2 separate regions of the Homo sapiens genome follow, and region 1 is linked to region 2. Evidence: read pairs that join two places in POLR2A ChIA-PET (ENCODE). Cell type or tissue: MCF 10A. All regions are shown on one strand. Links, peaks and the distances in the headings refer to the core of each region. The heading gives the core; the rest is flanking DNA. Region 1 overlaps WWOX (WW domain containing oxidoreductase). Region 2 overlaps WWOX (WW domain containing oxidoreductase).

Region 1 (5,378 bases), core at 109-5,108, 120 kb before region 2:
TGCACCAACCTAACAATGGGTTGACATTCAGGATTGCTATAATGATGAAGCAATGGCAAATGGAGTCTTTGTTTTTAGCCCCGTGGAGGCATATGCTGGGCACTCAACAAACATCACTTCCCCTGCCCTTTTCTCAGATAGAGTTATCCAAACAAATTGGATGCTCAACTCTGGATTTGATCCAAGCTCTCTGGAAATCTCTAGCTTCTCAAACTGTTTCGTGGTGGAGTGCCTTTTGGGCACAGGAGAAGGAAATAAGAGCCTCGCGAGGTTTGGGAATGCTGCCTCTAGCTCTCACACTGCATGCAGAATTCCTACTCTGAGAGCTCACTTTATCTCAAAAACCCATGCATATTCTGCATCTACTCTGAATTCCGCAGTGTTGTGTGTTACTATACGATCTAGTGTTTTCGTTGCTTACAAGTTAGATTCACACTCCAGGAATGTATCTGTTCCCACATCCCCTGATGCTGAGCATACCAGAGTTAAGGGAGGCAAGCAAGGCCCCTAACCTCCCAGGTTCATGGAGGTACCCATTCTGCACTTGTTGACCTTGAGCTTGAGGACTCCATAAATGTCTGCCCTTGGCATTGCACGTGCCTCCCTCTGGGCTGACCCTGCTGGGCCTGTCACTTACTCCCATTGGAGAGGCCTGTTTCCATACATAGCTCTTTGTCAGTTGCTCACACTCGGTCAATACTTGCCTTCCTTTGAGGCCATCTGCACTCACTGACAATCTGATCGCTCCCCTGAATGGAGGTGAAAGCATGCAAGCTAGGAGTTAAGATCTTTAACTCAGGGAAGACCCTGTCTATGGAAGTGCTGAGCTCTTCAGTGTCATCACAGAAAAGCATGAGCCCCTCCCTGGTACGGAGTCATCACATCCCATAGCTGAGCGACGTCGGAGCTCCACGATGGGGAGGTGACACATAGTCAGTTAATTACATAAAGAGAACTTGAGCAAACTCTTACTCTGCCATATGCTGTGCAGATCCCTCTGAAAAGCTTTACAGATGTTCTTTTTTTTTTTTAATCCCTCCCCCTATCTTTCTTTCTTTGCACCCACGATGCTCTGCACTTCAAGCTAAATATAATGTATCTGATTTTACAGCATACATACTAATCAGGTTTGAAAGTTGTCTTGTGAGGCTTTAAAAAGCTAGCCAAGAGCAGTGCGATTTCTCCAAAAGGATGTCTGCAATCAAGATGATTACATGGGAAAATAAATCATAATTTATATTGCTGAAAATGTCATTTGCAAAACACTTTGACAATACTTTCCTTTCAGTCTATTTTCCTGTGTATGGGGTAAGTGTTGCCCTTCTGCAACTTTCCTTTTATTTTATTTATTTATTTCTTTTCAATACTCTGAATATCACTGGAGCAGCTGCAGATTCAGGGCAGTATGGGGTGGTTCAGGAACAGAACTGACAGGTATTGAAGCCAAAAATTGAACAATAACAACGTAGGAGGGAGAATCCAAAGATAGTATGTGTTCAGGATACGGGCACTCGTGTGGGTGAACACACACACACACACACACACACACGCTTTTTTTTTTTTTTCTTTTTTTTTTTCTCCTATTGCAATAGAACGTAAAGGTAGATTTTTAGAACCAAATGCCTTTTAGGAAGCTACCTCTCTTCCACCCTGCTGCCTTTGTGTTGAATAAACTATATTAAATTATCCAGGAGGAATGATTAGTGATCTGATTCATTAATATCCCTTGTTATTAAGAACTGTCTGTATTTGTGTCCTGGTTGGCAGATATTAAGTCCACAGATACCAATAATTAATATCTATGGTTGATTGTAAAAATGGCCACCAATTCTTCCCTGTCCCCTGCATATGTACATCCTTGCACTGTGAAATTGTAGATCTCGCCCTCCAAAGGTGAAGTTCGTTTGTCCACTCCTTGAACCAGGATGGCATGAAACTTGATTTGACCAATGAGGCATTTGGAAACACGGCACAAGCAAAGGCTTGAAACGTGCTTTTATGTTGGTGCTTGCCCACTTGCTGTGCTACGAACCCTTTTACTTCTGGGTGCGAACAAGCCCAGGCTAGCCTTCTGGGCGATGAGAGACACAAGACCATGTTTCCATATTGCCCCAGCCAAGAGCCAACCTACAGACGCAACTGCCTTGCTGACAGCAGACACCTGCCCAGCTGAGCCCAGCCCAAATTGCTGACTCATGCAATCTTGAGCTAAAAATAAGTAGCTGTTGTTTATAGCCACTAATATTTGTGATGGTTCATTGCACAGCAAAATTGAATGGAGACAATACTTTTGAAATTGACTCTTCGGGAGCTGTTGTAAAGAAGTAAAATGTGTAGTGTTTGCCCTTTTCCTCAGCTGTAGGCCTGGTATGCAGAAGTATTCAGTTATTTGGTGAGTGAACCCTCGCTGATGCCCTGGCTAGTGTTTTCTGTCTCAGGAAGCATGAACATTTCATCCAGGGTTATATGCTACAGGGATATTCAAGAAATTGAAGATCCTTGAAAATCTAGTCTCCCTCACAAGGATCAGGTGGCAGGATCTAATGGGAGGGGTAGAGAGTGAGTGTTAACACACAGAGAACCCAGGAGACCTTTCTCAGAGGTCTCATATCAAGAAAAGATCATTTCTCCTAAGCAATCAATTTCTTTTTAAATCTGAACCTCATATCTGAGAATATTCCCTTCTTTTATCTGGCCACTCGGGAGCTCAAAAATAAATTTCTGGCACCCTTCTTCCTGGCTCCAGTAAAGTCATACAACCATATGGTACCTCTCTGGCAACTAATTTCACCTATTTCCTTATTTGTTTAAAAATTTTAACTTAAATTTTTTCCCCTCAAGATCTATTTACGGATCATCAGTTTTATTTTTTCTTTTCTTTCCTCTTTTTCTTTTGCTCCCTTTTCTCCCCACTCTTGACTCTTCTCTAGTTTTTATATGCAGTTTGTATTTATCCATGCCATCTGAAATCCTCCTTCCTTTTTAACAAGACAAGTAGAAAACGAAAACAACATCAAAGGATACACTACACAATTGTTGGAGCCCTAGGAACCGAGAGAAGAGTACAAGCAGGTTCTTGAACTGTTCTCTCCCCAGCAACTATAACTGGAAGGAACCTCAGTTTGTCCATTCATTCATTCATCAGAGCAGCATAGCAGAGTAGAAGGAACTCTGACTTTGGCATTGGTGCCTCTAAGTTTGAAGTCTAACTCCATCACTGTGTTTCTTTCCTCTTGCTGATAGCTGATTTGTTATAAACAAATTACCAAAAACGTACTGGCTTTAAACAACACATGCTTATCATGTTGCAGTTCTGGGGAGTCACAAGTTCAAAATCAGTCTCACCTGGTCAAGATGTCAGTAGGGCTTGTTCCTTCTGGAGGCTCTAGGGGAGAATCTGTTTCCTTGCGTTTTTCATCTTCTAGAGGCCTCCTGCATTCCTTGGCTCTTGGCCCCTTCCTCTGGCTTCAAACCAGCAGTTTAATATCATCACATCTCCTTTACTGATTCCTCTTCCGTTGTCCCATCACATTCTCCTCATCTGGCCCTCTGGCCACTCTCTTATAAGGACCCTTTTGATTTCATTGGGAATACCCAGATAATCTTGGATAATCACTCCATCTCAGGGTCCTTAATCACATCTTCAGAGTCCCCTTTGCCATGGCTGATGACAGAGTCACAAATTTGGGGAATTAGTGTGTAGACTTCTCTTGTAGGGAGTCATTATTACTCTACCACAACCACTAATTCTGGACTTCACGTTCCCTCATCCATAGAGCAGGGATAACAATATCCTCCAGGCTATCCGCGGAAGTAGAGAATATAAGCTTTATCCAGGGGGCCACTCAGTGATGGGAGTCTTCCTTATGAAGCTGTCCCAGCTCCATCTCTCAGGACTGAAATGTGGGTAAGACCATCACATTTTTCATCCCCCGCCCCCCGCCCCCAACATTGACTGGGCAGATATTCATACAATGGCGATTGTTTTGTCTGCCTGGATGGCTTTAACATAATACCATAGACTGGGCAGGTTAAACAGCAGACCTCTATTCCTCACAGTCTAGAGGCTGGGAAGTCCAAGGTGAAGCCATGGGCACATTCTGTGCCTGCCTGAGGCTCTCTTTCTGGTTCCCAGATGGATGCCTTTGTGTGTCCTCTCATGGCAGAGAGAGGAAGGGGTCTGGAACCTTTCTCTTATAAGGATACTAATCCCATCGTACCCCGTCCCCCATGATCTCATTTGAAATTAGTCACCTCCCAAAGCCCCACCTCCAAGTACTGTCACACTGGGGCATAGGGCTTCAGCATATGAATTTGGGGGAGCTGGGGAGAGGAACACATACATTTAGTCCATAACAACTATCTCACTTACCTCTCTACTAAGTGATTCAGAAAATAGCAAGTATAGTAGTGGGAGAACATGGTATCAGAACCAGGAGAGGGTCCTCTGGCTTTCTGAGTTCTGCCAAAAACCAAGTTTTGCTGCCTTGGGCCTGTGGCTTCTCCTCCCTGATTGTCGCTGGCCTTGCTGTAAATTGTGAGGCATCCATGTGAGGCACAGGATGGTTCCAAGGACCAACTGAGGCTGTCTGTGCTGAGGCTGGGAGGGTGTAAGTGCTCAGAGGCAGCCGGAAGCTGTGGTTTTTACCTCCCAAGACTGTGCAGAGCTTCCTTCTTCTGTAGGGAGAAGTCTCTCAGGACAGGGCTCACAACAGTGCAGTCAGGAGATTGGAAATTTTAGTGACACCAAAGTGGGCTTTACTTCCTCCTCCTAGAATTCCTGCCAGAAAGGTGGAGATGTGCAATAAACTGAGCACCGATAGAGTACCAAGAACATGCTTTTTGCACATTGTTTGATTCATCAATCAGAGTGGGGCATGGCTGTCATCAGTTCAGAGTTGAAAGAATTGAAGATCAAAGGGGTCACGTCTCTGTGAATAGTATTAGTAATAGCAGCAGTATCGATAGCAATCATAGTAATTAAAATGGAAGCAACCACCAGTGTAATCATAGCAGAAACTCACATGTGTGTGCTTTCTATGTGCCAGGCATGAGGCTGAAGTCATACATTCATTATTTGTTAATCCCACCCTAAGTGATAGGTGTATTCATCATTCTCAGTATCAGAAGAAGAAACTGAGGTTCAGAATGACCCAGTAAAGATCACAAGCCCAACCCTGGTGAAGGGCGTGATTGGCAGAAGCCCAATTTAAGCCCCCATCATGTCCTGACGCTTTCCCAAAGCTGAGCTGCCTGCCAGGGTCTTTGCTCTTCCACTGCCAAGAAGTAAGGTTTTGGTTGGGCGCGGTGGCTCACGCCTGTAATCCCAGCACTTTGGGAGGCCGAGGTGGGTGGATCACGAGGTCAGGAGATCGAGA
Region 2 (5,378 bases), core at 327-5,326:
AAATAAATAAATAAGCTGGACGTGGTGGCATGTGCCTATGGTCCCAGCTACTTGGGAGGCTGAGGTGGGAGGATGGCTTGAGCCCAGAGGTAGAGGCTGCAGTGAGCTATGATCTTGCCACTATACATCAGTCTGGGTGACAGAGCGAGACTCTGTCTCAAAAAACCAAAACAAAGGTCAATTTTTTTTCCACATTCATCTATAAAACAATAAAGGAAACATCCTAGACACTTGAATCAGAGCCCTTTTAATTATGACTTCAAAAAACAGGGCTCGTGCCACCCAAGATTTCCTCCATATACAAAAAAAAAAAAAGGAAAAAGGGAAGAAGCAAAGGGGCAATACAGGGCTCTGCCCATTAGAATCTCTAGGGACAGACCGAGGTTTGAGAGTTCCTGCTCCTGATCTCAGGGGAATCCTGAATTACAGGTGTTAACCTGATTATCCCCAGCCCAGCTCTTCGTTAATTACCTGAAGTGAATGGGACAGTTTCCAATACTCAGCACAAAGGCGTGCGCAGTGACTCTGTGGCGTACTATCTATTTGGCCTTGGAAAGTTACTCTCTAAGTCAGGGCTTCTTTTCTTCAACTTTGGTGTGAGACTCCGCTGGAGAGCTGGTTAGAAAAACACAAGTCTCGGGCCCCACCCCGCAGAGCCCCTCATTCTCTAGTTCTGGGTTGGGGCCCAGGAGTCTGCTTTTCTAGCAAGCGCCCAGATGTCACTGATGCTTACAGCTCTCAGACCACAGTTGGAGCAGTGATTTTTAAAAGTCTTTTCATTTGTAAAGAGTTGTTCTCCATGCTCCAAATGACTGTGACGACTGAGAAAATGCATGTATGTAAAGTCTGCAGCTGGTGACATTGTAGACACTCAGCAAATGGCCTTTGGTGTTACTGTTATTTTATTTTTACTAATTATTTTTTACACCTACAAATCAGGATCTGCTACAATCGCTTGATATTTGAAAATTGGGCCTAACCCACTATGCCACTCTTCTGTCATGAAATAACAATCTTCTATTTAAACTAGTAAACTTAATAGTTTAAAATACTTGGTAGTTTAATAGTTTAAGTAGAGCCACTGAAAGATGGCTCACACCTTTCAGCTCAGTTTTTTTGTACCAGTGAGGATGAATGTTTCTGCATGTGGGTAGTTGGCACCAGTCTTCAATGAATTATTTTTCCTTTAGCCGGGTCTGGTGGTGGCGTGTACCTGTAATCCCAGCTACACAGAAGGCTGAGGCAGGAGGATACCACGAGCCCAGGAGTTGGAGGCTGCAACGACTTACGATCATGCCATGGCACTCCAGCCTGGGTGATAGAGCGAGACCCTGTCTCTGAAGATACAAGAAGGCCACATGTGGTGGTTCACCCCTGTAATCCCAGCAGTCTGTGAGACTGAGGCAGAAGGATTGCTTGAGAAGTTTGAGATTGGCCTGGGAAATATAGCAAGATCCCAACCCTATTAAAAAATTAAAAATGAAAATAAAATTTTAAAGAAAGGTATTTCTCCCCTTCACGGTAATTTGGAGCCAGTACTTCTTGCACCATTCATTTGTCCACAGCATGGGACAAAGGATAATGCCTTAATGCCTGCTGCAAATAGAACAGTGGTGCTTAGCAGCTTTAGATAATGCATTGTAGGTGTTTTGCAAAAACATACTTTCGTGACTAAACATCATAAGCTCCAAGTGAGTGATTTCCCCGCGTAAATGAATGATTCTGTGAGGATAACACTTCTAAGATGTGAGATTTCAATAAATGAATCTGTAGGCTGCTGTGATGGATACCTTTGGTGGGGTAGGAAGGATCGTCATTTAGAACCTGGGTTCTGACTCCAGATGACTTGTTTTGTTCTATCCCAGAAATATTCCTAAAATCGATTTCCAGTTTCCAAAAGAGCAGGTAAGGAAAACACTGAGTGTTACTTGGTCTTTAAAATTTTTTTTAAATTCATTTTTATTTTTAAAAAATAGAGACAAGGAGGTGGGCGCGGTGGCTCACACTTGTAATCTTAGCACTTTGGGAGGCTGAGGTGGGTGGATTGCCTGAGCTCAGGAGGGCGGGTGGATTGCCTGAGCTCAGGAGTTGGAGACCAGCCTGGGCAACAAGGCGAAACCCCATCTCTACTAAAAACATTAAAAAAAAATTTAGGCGTGGTGGTGTGTGCCTGTAATCCCAGCTACTCTGGAGGCTGAGGCACTAGTATCACTTGAACCGGGGAGGTGGAGGTTGCAGTGAGCCGAGGTTGTGCCACTGCACTCCAGCCTGGCTGACAGAGGGAGACTCTATCTCAAAAAAAAATAATAAAAATAATAAAAAAAAAATTACATGAAAAATAGAGACAAAGTCTCGCTTTGTTGCCTAGGCTGGTCTTGAACTCCTGGGTTCACGTGATCCTCCTGCCTCGGCTTCCCAAAGTGCTGGGATTACAGGCACGAGCTGCCACGCCTCACCTCTTGTTTTCAATACCATTGATAAGTTGTGGTCTTCAGGGACTTGTGGGCATTTTCAAGTTAAATATCCAACAGTCGTGATTTAGGGCATGAAGAGCTCACTCATCAAGATGTATGTAATTCAGATTTTCTGAGTGTTTAATTCGGCGTCTTTGGTCACAAGGAACAGAGTTTTACTTGTGCCACCTCTTCTAAGAAAAAGGTTTACTGTAAGAGATAATGTTGGCAAGCTGAGGAAAGGAGGCAGTTTTGGGTAACTGTCTCTTGCGATCCCCTCCTGCACAACTGTGGCGTTCTCTTTTTCTGACTAGCTGATTCTGCTGCTGCTGGATTTATTCATTCTTCTCCCTCACAGTTTTGGCTCGCACATGCTTCCTTTTTAGCTCATGGCCGTGCAGTTCAACTCAACCTCATGGCATCTTTTTATCAGCTGTCCCTGCTGCAACAGGCTTAGAGTTGGTTTCCCAATTCCCTAGCGCAGAAATCCACTGGCATGAGTCATCTTTCCCATTGGTAGATTGCAGAGCAAACTTCTGGACAGATTTGCCCTTGGCTCATGTATGATTGGACCTGCGGTCTGTCCAGGTGTACTCAGAGTGGGGAAGGGGAGCGGTGGCAGGTAATACAAAACCCACCTAAGTAGAAGGACCTATGAACCATGAGGGTTTTCCTTAGCAGGGAGTGCCAGTGGGTAGGGATGACTGGTTTTGCAGTTTAGGGCCAAGTGAGTTGGAATGACAGCTGTGGCGTGTTGAGTCAGATCAAGTCCAGAATTCCTCTCCACCCCACCCATTTGCAGTTCCCTCAGATTTATTACGGGACCTGGATGTGATGCAAGCATGCCCGCTGGCTCAGGCTGTGCCTCACAGCTGCAACATCCCTGGGGTGGAGAAGCCATGTGGGACCTCACAGAACACTCCACCGTCCCTGCTAATGGCTGAGAAAGGACTCTGCCCTCATGGATGGGGTTGGGGGACCTGTTATCTTCTTCCAGGTTAATCTTGGTTTCAGCTGCTTTAAACTCTACTTTTTAGTGGGACGCATCATACTGAACTATGGAAGCACCATAGTTGTCACCTAGTTGAGCTTCTCTTTGTTCCCATATGTTTCAGTGAAGCAGTTATAGCTTCAGAAAAGAGGGAGCCAGGAAATACACTTGTAATTCATCACTCCTTTTATAGTCAGAGCATAGGAACACTCATAGTATGTATCAGAAACTAGTGAACACATGTTGTTTTACAGCTCTGTCTGCAAAATTGCATCGTGGGCCTCTTTGGGGAGTGTTCTCAATGTGATTTTTATTCTGGGGTGTCCTTTGGCCACAATCCTCAGGATTATTTTTTCTCTGTGCTGTTCACTGTAACATCGTCCACCCTCTGAGATCTTGCTTTTCAGTCTACTGGTATCTCCACTTCTCTCTGCAGCGTGATGTCTAGTCAGAGTTTCCATTCTGTTTTTATGACCCTGGGAGGACTGGGAGAGATCTGTGAGGTCATCTTGTCCACCCTCAGCCAGGGCAGGAGTATTCCCTAATGGTAGAGTCAAGTGTTTGGTTTGGTCTTGTTTCTAATGACTCAAGTGATGAGGCCTGGGGACGTCCCTTGGGAAGCTATTCTGCAGCCTAATAACTTTCATTCTGTGATTTTTTTTTGTATGTGTCTAATATTCAGAGTCTGACACAATAAGGCCATAAAGAGCTAAGTCTGTCTATGGTAGATCTTCACCTGGGAATGTTCTCCTAATAGTCACTTTTGTTATAAATCTTCACCTAGCATGGGAGTTAAGTGCATTTTAAAACTAGACCTGGGGACTATGTATCCTAAAATGCAAAAATAGCCCCCAAAATGAAAATTAATGTTGAGAATCTAGTCAATCTGCCAGCAGTACGTACATAACTGTTCTGTGTATATTTCACATGGCCATATATGTTTTGCTTGTGTGGTGCTAAATGCAAAGGCAGAGAAGCTTCTGCTATTGAATGCTTAGCACAGAACTCCTGTCCTCCCTCTTTGAAATTATTCCGACAGTTGCCCCTCATTTGGCTTGCCAAGGAGTAAGATCTTGGCTTGTGTGTTTCTCCCATGTGTGGTGTATCTGTAATCTCGGTCACTGTTGAGAGCCTGGTGGGAGGCTGATTATTGTTGAGGGAAAGATCTGAGAGCAGGGCCAAGAAAGGGAAAGAGAGAGAGAGGAAAAAAAACAAAAAAGAAAAAGAAAAAAGAGAGGTGGGTAGGGAGGGAGGAGAGACATGGACCCACGGGGAATGGGAAGAGAAATAGAAATAGGGAATTTGAAATGGAAATAAAACAAAAGGGCAGGAAAGGAAGAAATAAAGAGAATGAGATAAAAGGAAAAGAAAGTGCAAGTAGATTTGGGATCTATAGATTGGGGAAAGACATTCATACAGTCAGGACCAGATGTTCACTGGAAGTTTTTTCCTTCTGGATCCTTCTTTGGCTATAGGAATCTGGTTCTCAAAGTGTGGCTCCCAGGCCAGCAACACCAGCATCACTCAGAAATCTGTTAGAAGGCCAGGCGCGGTGGCTCAGGCCTGTAATCCCAGGACTTTGGGAGGCCGAGGCGGGCGGATCACGAGGTCAGGAGATCCAGACCATCCTGGCTAAGTCGGTGAAACCCCGCCTCTACTAAAAATACAAAAAATTAGCCAGGCGTGGTGGCGGGCGCCTGTAGTCCCAGCTAGTCGGGAGGCCGAGGCAGGAGAATGGTGTCAACCCGGGAGGTGGAGTTTGCAGTTAGCAGAGATGGTGCCACTGTACTCCAGCCTGGGGGACAGAGCGAGACTCCCTGTCAAAAAAAAAAAAGAAATCTGTTAGAAATGCATATTTTCTGTTTTCACCCCAGAAATCCTGAATAAGAAACACTAAAGGGGAGTGGGCCCAGCTATTTGTGTTTTTGGAGGAA

What was found. Peaks named below come from ENCODE experiments on the same cell type or tissue, not always from the same donor. Only the 100,000 strongest peaks of a DNase experiment are listed, where the experiment ranks them.
Region 1: POLR2A ChIA-PET joins it to region 2 with 10 read pairs; 3 of 35 experiments call an interaction of 5 or more read pairs at or near these places.

What each region holds. Positions count from the first base shown.
Region 1 is chr16:78,561,968-78,567,345 of GRCh38, forward strand. The region is part of intron 8 of WWOX (WW domain containing oxidoreductase); the gene reads left to right. Among named protein-coding and RNA genes, the nearest start is that of WWOX-AS2, 65 kb to the left of the region's middle. In MCF 10A, for the core only: no CTCF peak of the experiment used is centred there; a DNase peak (open chromatin) is centred at 2,094.
Region 2 is chr16:78,681,245-78,686,622 of GRCh38, forward strand. All of the region lies in intron 8 of WWOX (WW domain containing oxidoreductase), which reads left to right. Among named protein-coding and RNA genes, the nearest start is that of WWOX-AS2, 180 kb to the left of the region's middle. In MCF 10A, for the core only: no CTCF peak of the experiment used is centred there; DNase peaks (open chromatin) are centred at 2,937 and 3,227.